Regions from separate parts of the Homo sapiens genome. Here all the other regions are linked to region 1. A link is a contact called in ENCODE Hi-C or POLR2A ChIA-PET data. All regions are on one chromosome and are shown on one strand. The core of a region is the stretch at or near the end of the contact, and the rest is flanking DNA. Distances in the headings are between cores, read along the strand shown. Region 1 holds the start of TFDP2 (transcription factor Dp-2). Region 2 overlaps LOC124909441 (a long non-coding RNA gene). Region 3 overlaps ZBTB38 (zinc finger and BTB domain containing 38).

Evidence for each region. Hi-C counts contacts between places; a loop is a spot of excess contacts on that map. ChIA-PET counts read pairs that join two places held with the same protein, here RNA polymerase II (POLR2A). Pooled maps may share reads with other maps.
Region 2: a map of CD8-positive, alpha-beta T cell shows a loop between it and region 1 (38-fold over the local background). The contact joins the enhancer-like site here to the promoter of TFDP2 in region 1. A Hi-C loop is called at or near these places in 3 of 168 maps with a recorded cell type or tissue (B cell, CD8-positive, alpha-beta T cell and naive thymus-derived CD4-positive, alpha-beta T cell) and 10 of 50 pooled maps. POLR2A ChIA-PET finds 5 or more read pairs at or near these places in 1 of 52 experiments (activated CD4-positive, alpha-beta T cell).
Region 3: a pooled map shows a loop between it and region 1 (4-fold over the local background). The contact joins the enhancer-like site here to the promoter of TFDP2 in region 1. A Hi-C loop is called at or near these places in 5 of 50 pooled maps. POLR2A ChIA-PET finds 5 or more read pairs at or near these places in 2 of 52 experiments (GM12878 and activated CD4-positive, alpha-beta T cell).

The regions. Positions count from the first base shown.
Region 1 is chr3:142,147,797-142,151,356 of GRCh38, forward strand. It overlaps TFDP2 (transcription factor Dp-2), which reads right to left and starts at 1,748. Exons shown (of 13, transcript NM_001178139.2): 1 at 1,387-1,748. RefSeq lists silencers at 1,244-1,293, 1,524-1,593, 1,654-1,863, 1,974-2,023 and an enhancer at 1,393-1,893.
Region 2 is chr3:141,310,273-141,313,832 of GRCh38, forward strand. It overlaps LOC124909441 (a long non-coding RNA gene), which reads left to right. Exons shown (of 4, transcript XR_007096119.1): 3 at 1,365-1,484. Among named protein-coding and RNA genes, the nearest start is that of ZBTB38, 56 kb to the right of the region's middle. RefSeq lists an enhancer at 1,368-1,557. Within about 2 kb of position 1,524, at least 29 of the 41 ENCODE cell types and tissues checked have a DNase peak (open chromatin) inside an H3K27ac peak, as active enhancers do; they include B cell and CD8-positive, alpha-beta T cell, where a contact is called at or near this core.
Region 3 is chr3:141,410,813-141,414,372 of GRCh38, forward strand. All of the region lies in intron 5 of ZBTB38 (zinc finger and BTB domain containing 38), which reads left to right. Among named protein-coding and RNA genes, the nearest start is that of ZBTB38, 44 kb to the left of the region's middle. Within about 2 kb of position 1,564, at least 36 of the 41 ENCODE cell types and tissues checked have a DNase peak (open chromatin) inside an H3K27ac peak, as active enhancers do.

The DNA of each region.
Region 1 (3,560 bases), core at 498-2,997:
AAGTGTGACAGAATCTGGGGTCTAGGCATTTGATTTTTCTCCTGGTGCTGTCTGAGAATGGACACTGCCATTAAAGATTAATTACAGTAATCTGATAGTGATAAAGTTTAGCTAAATAACAGGCTAAACAATGAAATGGAAAAGGAAGCTGCAATATAGATCAATTAAACTATTTTTATATCTACTTTTAAAGAGAGACAGGGACATGATTATGCCATATAGAAAATAGATGAATATATATTCACGAGCTGAAAAAAAAAACAGGTAAATTATTTATTAGGTGAAGATAAATTCAAGCCATGAAGAGAAAACACATGGCCCAGAAAAAAAAAAAAGTAGGTTGTGCAAGTCAAATGAAAAGACACAAAACTCAGATCTCGGGGAGACAGGGGAAGGAGAAGGCTGAGCTAAAAGAGAGCCTTACTGAAAGAAAGCAAATAAGTGAGAGGGAGTCTGTGCCCTCTGAGATGGAATGAGGAAAAGATAAAAGTATTCATGGGCTCAAAGGCAGCTTCAGCAGTGAATATGGAAAAGGAATGAGCCCGTTCACTGTCTCAACACTAAAAGGGAAATAATATAGGGTCTTTTTCTAAACCAGCATCCATGGCAGTCAATAATAAAAGTGCCTAACTAATGCAAGGCATTTAATACGTGGAGGATTTTCTTACGATTGCATTCCATACATTAGTCCATTCACTCCCCGAAACACACCGAATAGGTGGATGCATCTAATTTACAGATGAAGAAACCGAGATCACACAATGGGAGATAGCACAGGCTGGTAAGAGAGACTGGGGCGCTCATCCACTTCGTTGTACTGTCTCTCAGCGAGATCCTAGGAAAACCCTTACACTTCTTTGTGAAGACAGACCTTGGCTTTCCAGATTTTCTCAAAGGAGTCTGGGCCCAAAAAGCGATCCTCTACTTCAGAGAAAAGTTCCTTTATGGGGCATATGAGGTTCTTCCAAGCACACAAAGCTTAGAAACTCTTTAAAAACAAACAAAACACCTGGTGGACACAGAGGCCTGTGAGTCATGAAAGGAGAAGGGAAAAATCGGAAAACCAGATTTAGAAGCCATCCTTCTTTGAAGAGAACGAGAAAGTAGAAAGCAGCCCTTCCCCTCTTCCACGAGGCGTGACTCAGGGACGTTACCTCCCCCGATTTGCTCTATGCACTAAGAGGGTGACCCTCCTCTGCTTTCGACTCTGGCCCAGACACTCACGGGTTACCCGGCCAGGCCTGGAGAACCCAGGTCTAAACAGATGGGACTCGTGGGGGAACAAGGGGGCCCCTGTGCGCAGGGAGGGAAACCTACCCAGGAACGCGCCCGGCCGGGTCCAAAGGCCCTCCGCGCGCGGGCCCGCGCCCTCGCCCCAGACCTTACCGCCTTCGGCTGCAGAAGAACTGGCGGCCAAGCGAGGCTGTCGGGCCGAGCCAGGAGCGCGTCTTCGGGCGCCGCCGCTTCTGTGGCGCCCGCGCTTAGGCGGCGGCCGGGTCCCGGTGGACTCACACCCGGGGAGACGCGGCCTGCCCGGTCAAGGCCCAGGAGTTTGAGGCCCCAGAACGCCAACCGTGCGCGCGCCCTCGAGCCTGCCCAAAGATGAAGGGTCAGGGCGCGCCCCGCGGGCCGGGCAGCTGCGGCAGCGCCGCAGCCGAGATCGCTACCGATTTCGTCCGCCCTCTCCCTGCCCAGCTACAGCCCCGCTTCCCCCGCGCGAGCTTTGGCGGCGGAGCAGCACAGTGCGCGCCGATTGGCCCTCAGAATGTGCGACGCCTGGCGCCGCTCCCCACGGATTGGCCGGGCCGGCAGTGCGTGCACGGAGTAAACAAACCCCGCCCCCAGGCTTCCCTTTGAGAGTAGGGGGCCAACAGATGGAGGGGCGGGACTCGTGCACTCAGCCACCGCCCCTTGGTTCCCCCTGTGGCCTCCCTGGGAGCCCTCCGCAGGACCCGACCACCCCGCTTCCCCGCCGCCTCCAGGGACAGCTGCGGGCCTGAGGCCTAGAATTTTAGACACACTTCCTTCATCACTCCTATCTCATCCCCCCTACTCCCACCCTGCGACTTGGGTGGGAATCTCTTTTCCAACTGACCCCGAAGCCAGAAAACCCCAGCTCTCTTGGAAGGAGGGGGACTGGGGCAGTTCCATTCGGTCCCCAGGCCTTTGCGGGGTCGCCCTGGGGGAGCATCAATAAGGGACAGGGGGGCGAGTGATCGTGATTGAGGCTATGCGTGGGGCCAACTGTGGGACACCTTGAAATTATTCAGACAATGAGTTAGAGACCACTGGGAATGTGGAGGTTCTTCAATATCAAGGCAAGTTAATACCCAAACCAGGACAGGTCATTCTGTCCCGCGGAAACTGCACACACCCCAAATACCCGTACACTTGGTTCCATATGAAAAGATTTTGTTCATTCGTTCGTGCCGAAGTTAAAAACCCCGTGTGAACAGCGCATTAAAACGATTAGATCTTTCTCATTTTACTCCAGTCAAATCTTATAGATCTTCTATATGCCACTTTGTTTGTTTTTGAGACGGGGTCTTGCTCTCACCGAGGCTGGAGTGCGGTGGCAGGATCACGGCTCATTGGAGCCCTGACTTCCCAGTCTCAGGTGATCCTACCACCACAGCCTCCCGAGTAGCTGGGACTACAGGCCCGCGCCACCACACCCGGCTGTTTCGCCATGTTTCCCAGGCTGGTTTGGAACTCCTGGACTCAAGAGATCCTCCCGCCTGGGCCTCCCAAAGTGGTGGGATTACAGGCGTGAGCCACCACGCCCGGCCCCAAACACTATTCTTGATATGGGGAGACATCAGTGGACAAAATAGAGACAAAAACTCCTGCCTTCATGGAGCTTACATTCTAGCAGGATGGGAAAGATAATATGCAAAAGAATACGTAAAACAAAAACTATATTACATGCTGGTATGTGTGCTATGGGAAAAAAATATAAGCAGAGGTGTTGGAGGAATGGCTTCAGTCCTAAATAGAGTGATCTGGGAAGGTAGCACGGAGAAGGTGGTATTTAAGCAAATGCCTAAAGGAGATGAGATAGGTAAGAGAGCACTTTCAGATCTTTCTCTGGGGCAGGGTGGAGAGACAATTGTATGCATAATTGCATGTAACTAGTCCTGAGAGTCCAAGAATGTCAAATGCAGTACTCCACTGACTGATTCTAAAATGCAAAAACCCCAGTGATTACTTCACATTCTCCAGTAACAAATCAATAAAAATTTAGTTTCCACAAAAAATATAACTTTAAGAAAACTTAAAGTTATATTCAACAAATACTTTTCACTCTAGGTACTACGTATACAAAAATGAGCAAGACAGACAAAACATCCACCCTCAAGGAACTCAGTGTAGCAGAGGAAATGGATTGTAAACCACCTCAATTCAATGCGTAAATAACCATGATGGAAGTACACACACAAAGTGCTTGGGCTAATGTAGGGAAAGGGGTCGCTGTCATAGAGGAGCTGTAACTATCTTAGGATCTCTTTATCTATAAAAGATAGTACTAAAAGATTCAGTACTAAATTTGGAGTGAAGTT
Region 2 (3,560 bases), core at 274-2,773, 840 kb before region 1:
GTCCTTGATCTTGGACTTCCTTGCCTCCAAAACTGTAAACAATATATTTCTGTTACTTATAAATTACCTAGTCTAAGGTATTTTGTTAGAGCAGCCTGAATGAGCTAAGACAGAGGGCAATCAGGAAACTGATGTTCTGATCTTCTGGTGAGGTTCTTAACCAGGGCCCGACATATGGGTTTCAATTTTGCTTTCAAAACAGTGTGGATGTAAAGATGTGTGTTTATCCAGGAAGAGGGTTCACAACTTTCTTTGGATTCTCAACAGAATTCAGCACACACGAAATATTATGTTCAGAGCTACTGCTCTGGGAATAAGAACCTCAGCAAACACATTTCAGATAAGCAAAGCCCTTGTCTGAATTCAAGCCCATTTCTATCTCCCTCCCATCAAGCCAGAGTGGCAGAAGATGACTAGGAAGAGTCAGAGGACCTTAGAGGAGGTGGATGTAGCCAAGAGAAAGGATAAAGGCTGAGCTGTTTGAAGTTTCCAGAGAGGACTGAGGAAGTCAACCTGGGTCCTTCTTGTGTGGAGGTCACACTTCGCCCAAGATAGCAGAGGCCGTTTAAACTGAGATGGATATATTTACCCTTTGTTTGATGCCAGGAGTATGTGATCATGAATTGTTATGTGGCTGTGTGTACTACATACCGGTGTGTTCACAAGGGTAGGTATAACTGAGCTGTGTGCATAAGTGAACGAGTGGCCTTTGGGTTTAGTGTGAGCATCTGAATGGTTTGGTGAAGGGATGTGCACGTGCATCTTTAACCATTTACCCATCAAGCCTCTCATTAAGTTAAGACAGGTTACGGAAAAGAATTCCACTAGGTGAGAGTATCTGCAGACAGGCCTACAGCCCACACCAGAAAACTGGGAATCCTCAACTCGCCCCACTCCCTGATCCCTCATCATCCACTGAATCCATGCTGCCACTCCCACCATCAGCCCCCATCAACTCTCCCTGGGCTGCTGCTCAGCCTTCAATGGCCTCCCCCAAAACCCTTCTGAATGAACTGCAGCAATAGTGATGACGGTAAAATGACTTTTGGGTCACAGCGCGTCTCCCCTGAAGCGAACAACGGCTTTCCATTGTCGGAGGATACTGCCCATCTCCTCAGTCTGACTCGAGGGCTCTTTCAAGGTCGACTCTGGGGTAGTGAGGTCCCCGGCTTTGGGCGCGTCTCCCCTCAGTCGGCTCGTATCCCACACCCCTTCCCCCTTGGATGCCTCGTTCTCTGGGGCCCTTTGGCGCTGCCCCTGCGTCCCCATCATGGAAACTACCACCTGCTGCCTAACTGCCAGACGCAAAAGTGCCCAAGCCTGTCTCTCACGTTCCACCCCATAAACCTTCCCCACCCGACCAGAAGCCAGAGAGACCACAGGTCGAAGCAGGACCACGCAAGGACGCGCACGCCTCTTTCCCACGCCGCAGAGCGATAGAACCCGCAACAGGAAAACGGAAAGGCCGTGCGCCGGAAGAACAGGTAGGGACTACGACTCCCAGAAGCCTCTTGACAAGGACTACATTTCCCAGAAAGCTCCGCGCGGTTCCCACCCCGGAACTGCCTCTGCTTTCGAAAGCGGAAGGCGGGCCAACCGGGCAGGGAACAGGGTTTCTGAAGGGATAGACCGGTGGGCGGTGTCGCCGGGTGTCTACCTCCAGGGGTCGTTCGTGAGCCAGAGAAACCCGGACTTAGGAAGGAAGGGGCCTGGCCACAGCCCTTCCGCTGTTGGCTGTGCATTGCCCTTATTCCCAGCTCATTCTCTGTCGTTGAGTCGAGCAAGGAGGGTCAGACAGAACCAGGTCCACCACGTTTGTGTCTTTCCGCCAGGTGAGACTTTTACTGATGCTATTCCAGTCATAAAAGCCAGGAGCTACATGGAGTTCCCAAGGAGGCAATTCCCCTAACACTACCCGCTCACTCGCTCACTCCGTAGTCAGAGCCATAGGCACACAGGCTTCAGCCACTACACCAAGTCAGTATTGCAAAGCATACAAAATAGTCTACTTAGTCAACATGTTAAATGTTGTAGATTAAATATTCCACATCAAGCAGGGTAACATTTAACATCAAGAGCAAAGGAGATAGATAGGAAAAGGGGTTAACAAACTAGTCCCAGGAGAGACAAGGTGTCCTGGCCTCAATGTCTTGCAAGGAAGAGTCTTTGATGTGGGCAAAGCCTTAGGCAGCAGATGCCGGGTGTTTATCATGGGCGACAGCAAGATAGGGTCTGTTAAGACGGCCATTTAGAGCTAGAGAAGTCCTGCTCTTTTTATGGCCACGGGGGTCTTCTGGTGACGACTGATAGTGAAGGAGTGTGCCTGTTTATGCCCGTATTTGGTTGGATACACTCTTTTTTGGTTAGGCGAACATCGGGACTCTGTTGGCATGATGCCTTTTGAAACGTAAAGTGGAGTCTTTTGCTAAGATGGAGTTACTTATGTCAAGGGTGTTCTATACACTCCCTCTGCCTGCTCTGGCTTTGCCTGTGGCCAGTACTTGCTCTCTGCCCACCTCTTGGTGTCTCTAGGGGGTAGAGGCTGGTGGCTAGATGGTCTGTCCCTCGCCCTTATCTCCAGTCCTGCATTGCTTATCTGCCGCTTGGAGGCGGTGACCATCTTGACTCTAAGAGCCAAACCCACAGAGCCCTACATGTGAGTTCCACAGCTCTTCTACTTCTGGCTGTGGCTGTCGGAGGAGGGGCTTCAGGCGGTGGAGACAGGCGTGGACAGTAGCTGGGGGGTGGCGGGGAGATCTGTGGCTCCTGATCTGCCACCTCTGTTCCCAAGAAGATAATTTTCCTGTGGCCTGGGCTCATCCAGCTTATCTTCTCAAATGCCTGAGTTCTGTAGGTGGCCGGCCTTCTTCCTCACTTCCTCCACTCCCAGCCTTATCCCTCAGACCCTAGCAATGGGCCCCATGGCATATTTTCACCTTTCCCCTTTAGAGCCACTTAGAGGACCTGTCGAGAAATAGACGTAACTGGATGAACTAAAACAAGGATGAGGCAGAAACAACTTTCCATAAGACATGTCCACCAGTGTGCCATGTCAGTTTACCGTAACCATGGCTACACCCGGGAGTTCCCGCCTCTTTCCATGGCAATGACCCGATGACGCAGAAGTTACTCCCCTTTTCCTAGAAAATTCTGCATAAACCAACACTTAATCTGCATGCAATTAAAAATAGGTATAAATATGACCATAGAACTGCCCTGAGCAGCTACTCTCTGCCTATGGGGTAGTCCTGCTCTGCAGGATCAGTCATGGAGCTGTAACACTGCCACTTCAATCAAGCTGTTTTCGGCTACCCTGCCACCAGCTAGCCCTTGAATTCTTTACTGGGCAAAGCCAAGGAAAAAGCCACATTTTGTGGCTCTCCTGTCCTGCATCACAACCGCTCCTAGGGAGCTACAACCACTGGTAACTGAGTGTCTTCTGACAGACAGTTTCATGAAGTACAGGCTTCCCAGAGGTGCCTGTCCCTTCTCCCATGTTGCTCCATGTTACCACATTTCCTACCTGGGTAGACCTTTGGAGATCCCTGAGATCCTTTTAG
Region 3 (3,560 bases), core at 314-2,813, 740 kb before region 1:
AGAAATTAAAACATTTACGCAGGGAGAGAGGAAGACCCAGCTTGCGCACCCCTATTTTTCTGGCCACTACTGTGAGTGTTCATACCAGGATGCATTTTCATGAAAAATCCAGTGGCTGTTTAAGTCCTGGAAGGGTATCTTGGGATTATTTCAGCAACCCGTGAAGGCAGGCTTTGTGCAAGGTGAGACAGATATGAGCTGTCACTTCCTGCTTTGTGAGTTGGATATTGTTTCTAGGCCCTGTTTTATTTATGTTATTTTTCCTGTTCATGTGTTAGAACAACTGACTGTTTGTAGAGTTGATGACAATTAGATAATAAGACCACCAATTCAGTCCAAACAAAGATGAATTCATTATCTTGCCAGGCAAGGGAGACCCACATATTCAGATCAGTCTCCCCATACTTTTGTGCGTTTTCATGTAAGCATGGAGATTTCCGATTAGTTTTAATAGCACAGTGATTGGCTCCTAGACACCTAAATGAGGATTTCCTTTTTGAAAAACCTACTCAGCATTCTGATCTGTCCCTGCTTAAACCTATTTAGTCTGGTCTTATAGTCCCTGACTTGAGCCCAAAGAGCAAGGTTTCTCAAGGTCTCTGTGCAGGTCTTTGATGCTCTTTCGTGGAAGAGATTTACAGTGGTTACAGCCATAACCGGTGCCTGTGGCTGAACCATGCCTTCTGTAGTGTGTTCAGCCCTTCCCTTGAATTAATGCAAGTTCCACCTTTGCTTTAATGGGAGGGGACAGAAGGACCACTTTGAGGAAGCGGAGGCAAGAAGATAGTCTGCAAAAGCCATGACGTGGCACTGAAATGAAGCCCTGTGTAGGGTTTTACTCAGACGTTAGAGAACTGGCTGCCCCTGAGTGCTGTGCTAACTAGGGAAAGAAAAAAAACCCTGACCTTTAAAATTTTTCCTGTGAAGGTCTAGCAATTCTGGAGTGTCTTCAGCGACTACACAGTGTAAAGCAACTTTTTGCACAGAAGCACCATAAATTACCTAAATGGAAATTTGCTTCTAAGTGAAGTTCTTACCCTGTCTGTTGGATATTTAGTATTGTCAATATTTGTTTTTGTTTTTGACATTTTCAGGAAACCAAGAGCTTTTTGTCACATTTGAAGAATCTCTTTTAAGAGTTTCTTTTCTATTTATAATGCGTTTCTGATAAGAAGATTTGCACCTTTCTCTATTTTAGAAAATACTTTTTGAGGTCTTTTGTTTTTCCTTTTATGAAGTTTAAATAGTTGTCTTAACCTCCAATCCTAGCAACTCCCTTACATTAAAAATGACCTATATTTTTTTTCTCCCATGAGGTTCCTTTGCTCAGAGAGAATAAGAAAAGTTCTGGTAATTAGTCACTGTGGTATTCTGTAAACAAATACTTTGGAAGCTATGATTTATGTTACTGGTCGGGAAGAAAAAAAAATGGTTTTGTGTATCTCTAGACGATTACCCTTGTGAAAGGCAAGTGCCTCGTATTCCCAAAAGGTCTCTTGGGTGCCCTGTTTGTTGTGTTAAGGTCTCTCAAAGCCGGTGGCCATTTTCTGCGAGCTGAATCCCTGTGTGAAACTCCTCCCACTGTGAGGTCTACGAGCATTTGTTTTCTAAAATGAAAGCACAGGCAGAAACTCAAGCTATTCTACAGAACAGTCTGTTCTTTTGATTTTTTTTTTTTTAGATCAGTATATTTAAAGCATAATTTTTCTAAACAACATATTGCGAGTGTTTACCTGCAGTGGTTTGGAGTTTGTTTGGGGAGTTTTAATTATTTTTTAATGTAGACAACTTATTTACCAACATCATTGCTCCTTCTGCTCAGATAATTCTACCCTAAACCAGGTGAATAGGGGAACTATGTAGGCACCTGACTACTGCCAGAAACTTTCCTTCTGTTTCTATTACCTTTCTTTTGGGGTGAAATTGGCAACAGCTCACTGGAACTTAGCTCCCTTAATATTCTTTCTCCCTCCCACAATTTTTTCCACTCGGTTTTTTTTTTTTATCTGAACCATTGTTCATCCATTTGAAACACTGGCCAGAGTTTTTGTCGCTTTTCCATAGTAGGAAAGCCTTTGTGCCTCTCTTTGTACCTCAGACCTACTGGTGGGCTTGCCGGACAGCTCTGCCAAGCGCCTGCGTCTCCTGAGCCTATGAAGAGGCGACTTTCACAATCCTGTGCTGCCTTCGAGCTCTGTGCTGCCAGGCCTGGCCTCCCTCCAGAGGTCGTAGTGTTGCCAGCAGTGGCTTCAAACTGGAAACATGGGAGGAGGAATTGTGGGAAATGGGGAAGAAGAAAATGTTTGTGCAGGGAAAGTGTGTACGTGGACTTAAATAAATATCTGAGGGCCCAGGCCCATACAGATGATCTCTGTACGCTGGTATTTTGCGCCTGGAGCCAGGTGTCTGTTGACAGTGGGGAGGAGGTGGGGAAGACCCAGCCGGCCGAGAGCCTCAGCCACCTTCCTGCAGGAGGTCCTCACACCCCAGACGGTCAGAATGCTCCCCAGACTGAGGAATCAGCTGCACATCCCCCTGATGTCTCTAAAGCTGAAATCTGCTTCCTGGGTTTAGCCACCATTTTCATTGAGCAGTTCTGAGGATTCCTTGTGGGTACTTGTGATCTTGGTGGAGATGCTTCATGGTGTTGACCCTATTGTTTTGAATACCTGACAGCTGGATGGTCCAGGCCCTATTTCTATGATCTGTTTTTTGGAACTGTTGTATTTGTGTGACACAGTGATGGAGCATGATGTCAACTCCCACATACTGTAACCCAGGAAGGAGCATGATGTCAGCTCAGGATACCGGAACCGATAAAAACTCAGTGAGTGTTGCTTCCCCCGTTACACACCTGCTCATGATGACTTGTGGGATGCTTGTTTTAAAGGAGAGCTGAGTGCCTCTGATAGAAAATCTGATTTCATGAAATGCTTATTAGGAGTTAAGTACCCCTTTTTCTTGAAGCTTGAACAGACTTTATCATTAATGTGACTGACTGGAGCAAAGTGAAGAGTTTGATACCTGCCACTCTGTCTCTGAAGATTTACGTAGAGAAATTTTCCCCATAGGAATGGACAAACTAAAGGGATCCTTAAGAAATAGTATGTCACCCAAATATATTCTGTGGTAAGGCTTCTCAACACCTGTTCTTCATTAGGACGGAGCACTCTGAGAGTTTTGAAAACTTGAATACTGACATCTCATCATTTAAATTTTAGAAGGACAATGACTCACAGTACAGAGATTAAAATTTCACAGGCAGAACAAAACCTACATGTGATTTATACTTACGTTTTTATAGACTAAGATCTAAAACTCACATACATACAGGAACAGGAAAGTAATATGAACATCAAATGTGGGCTTGGTATAAGAAGGTAAGCAAGTGGTTAGATTGTGGCAAACTGGAGGTTTGAAACTTTTTCACACAGATAGGGGCCTGATGAGAGCGTCTGCAGGCCGAATGGAGCCTATGGACTGCTTCTTGCATGCCAGTTGCACGCCATTTGACTCAGTCCGCTGATCCGAATTCCCTCAGTGGCAACCTGCCCAGTCTT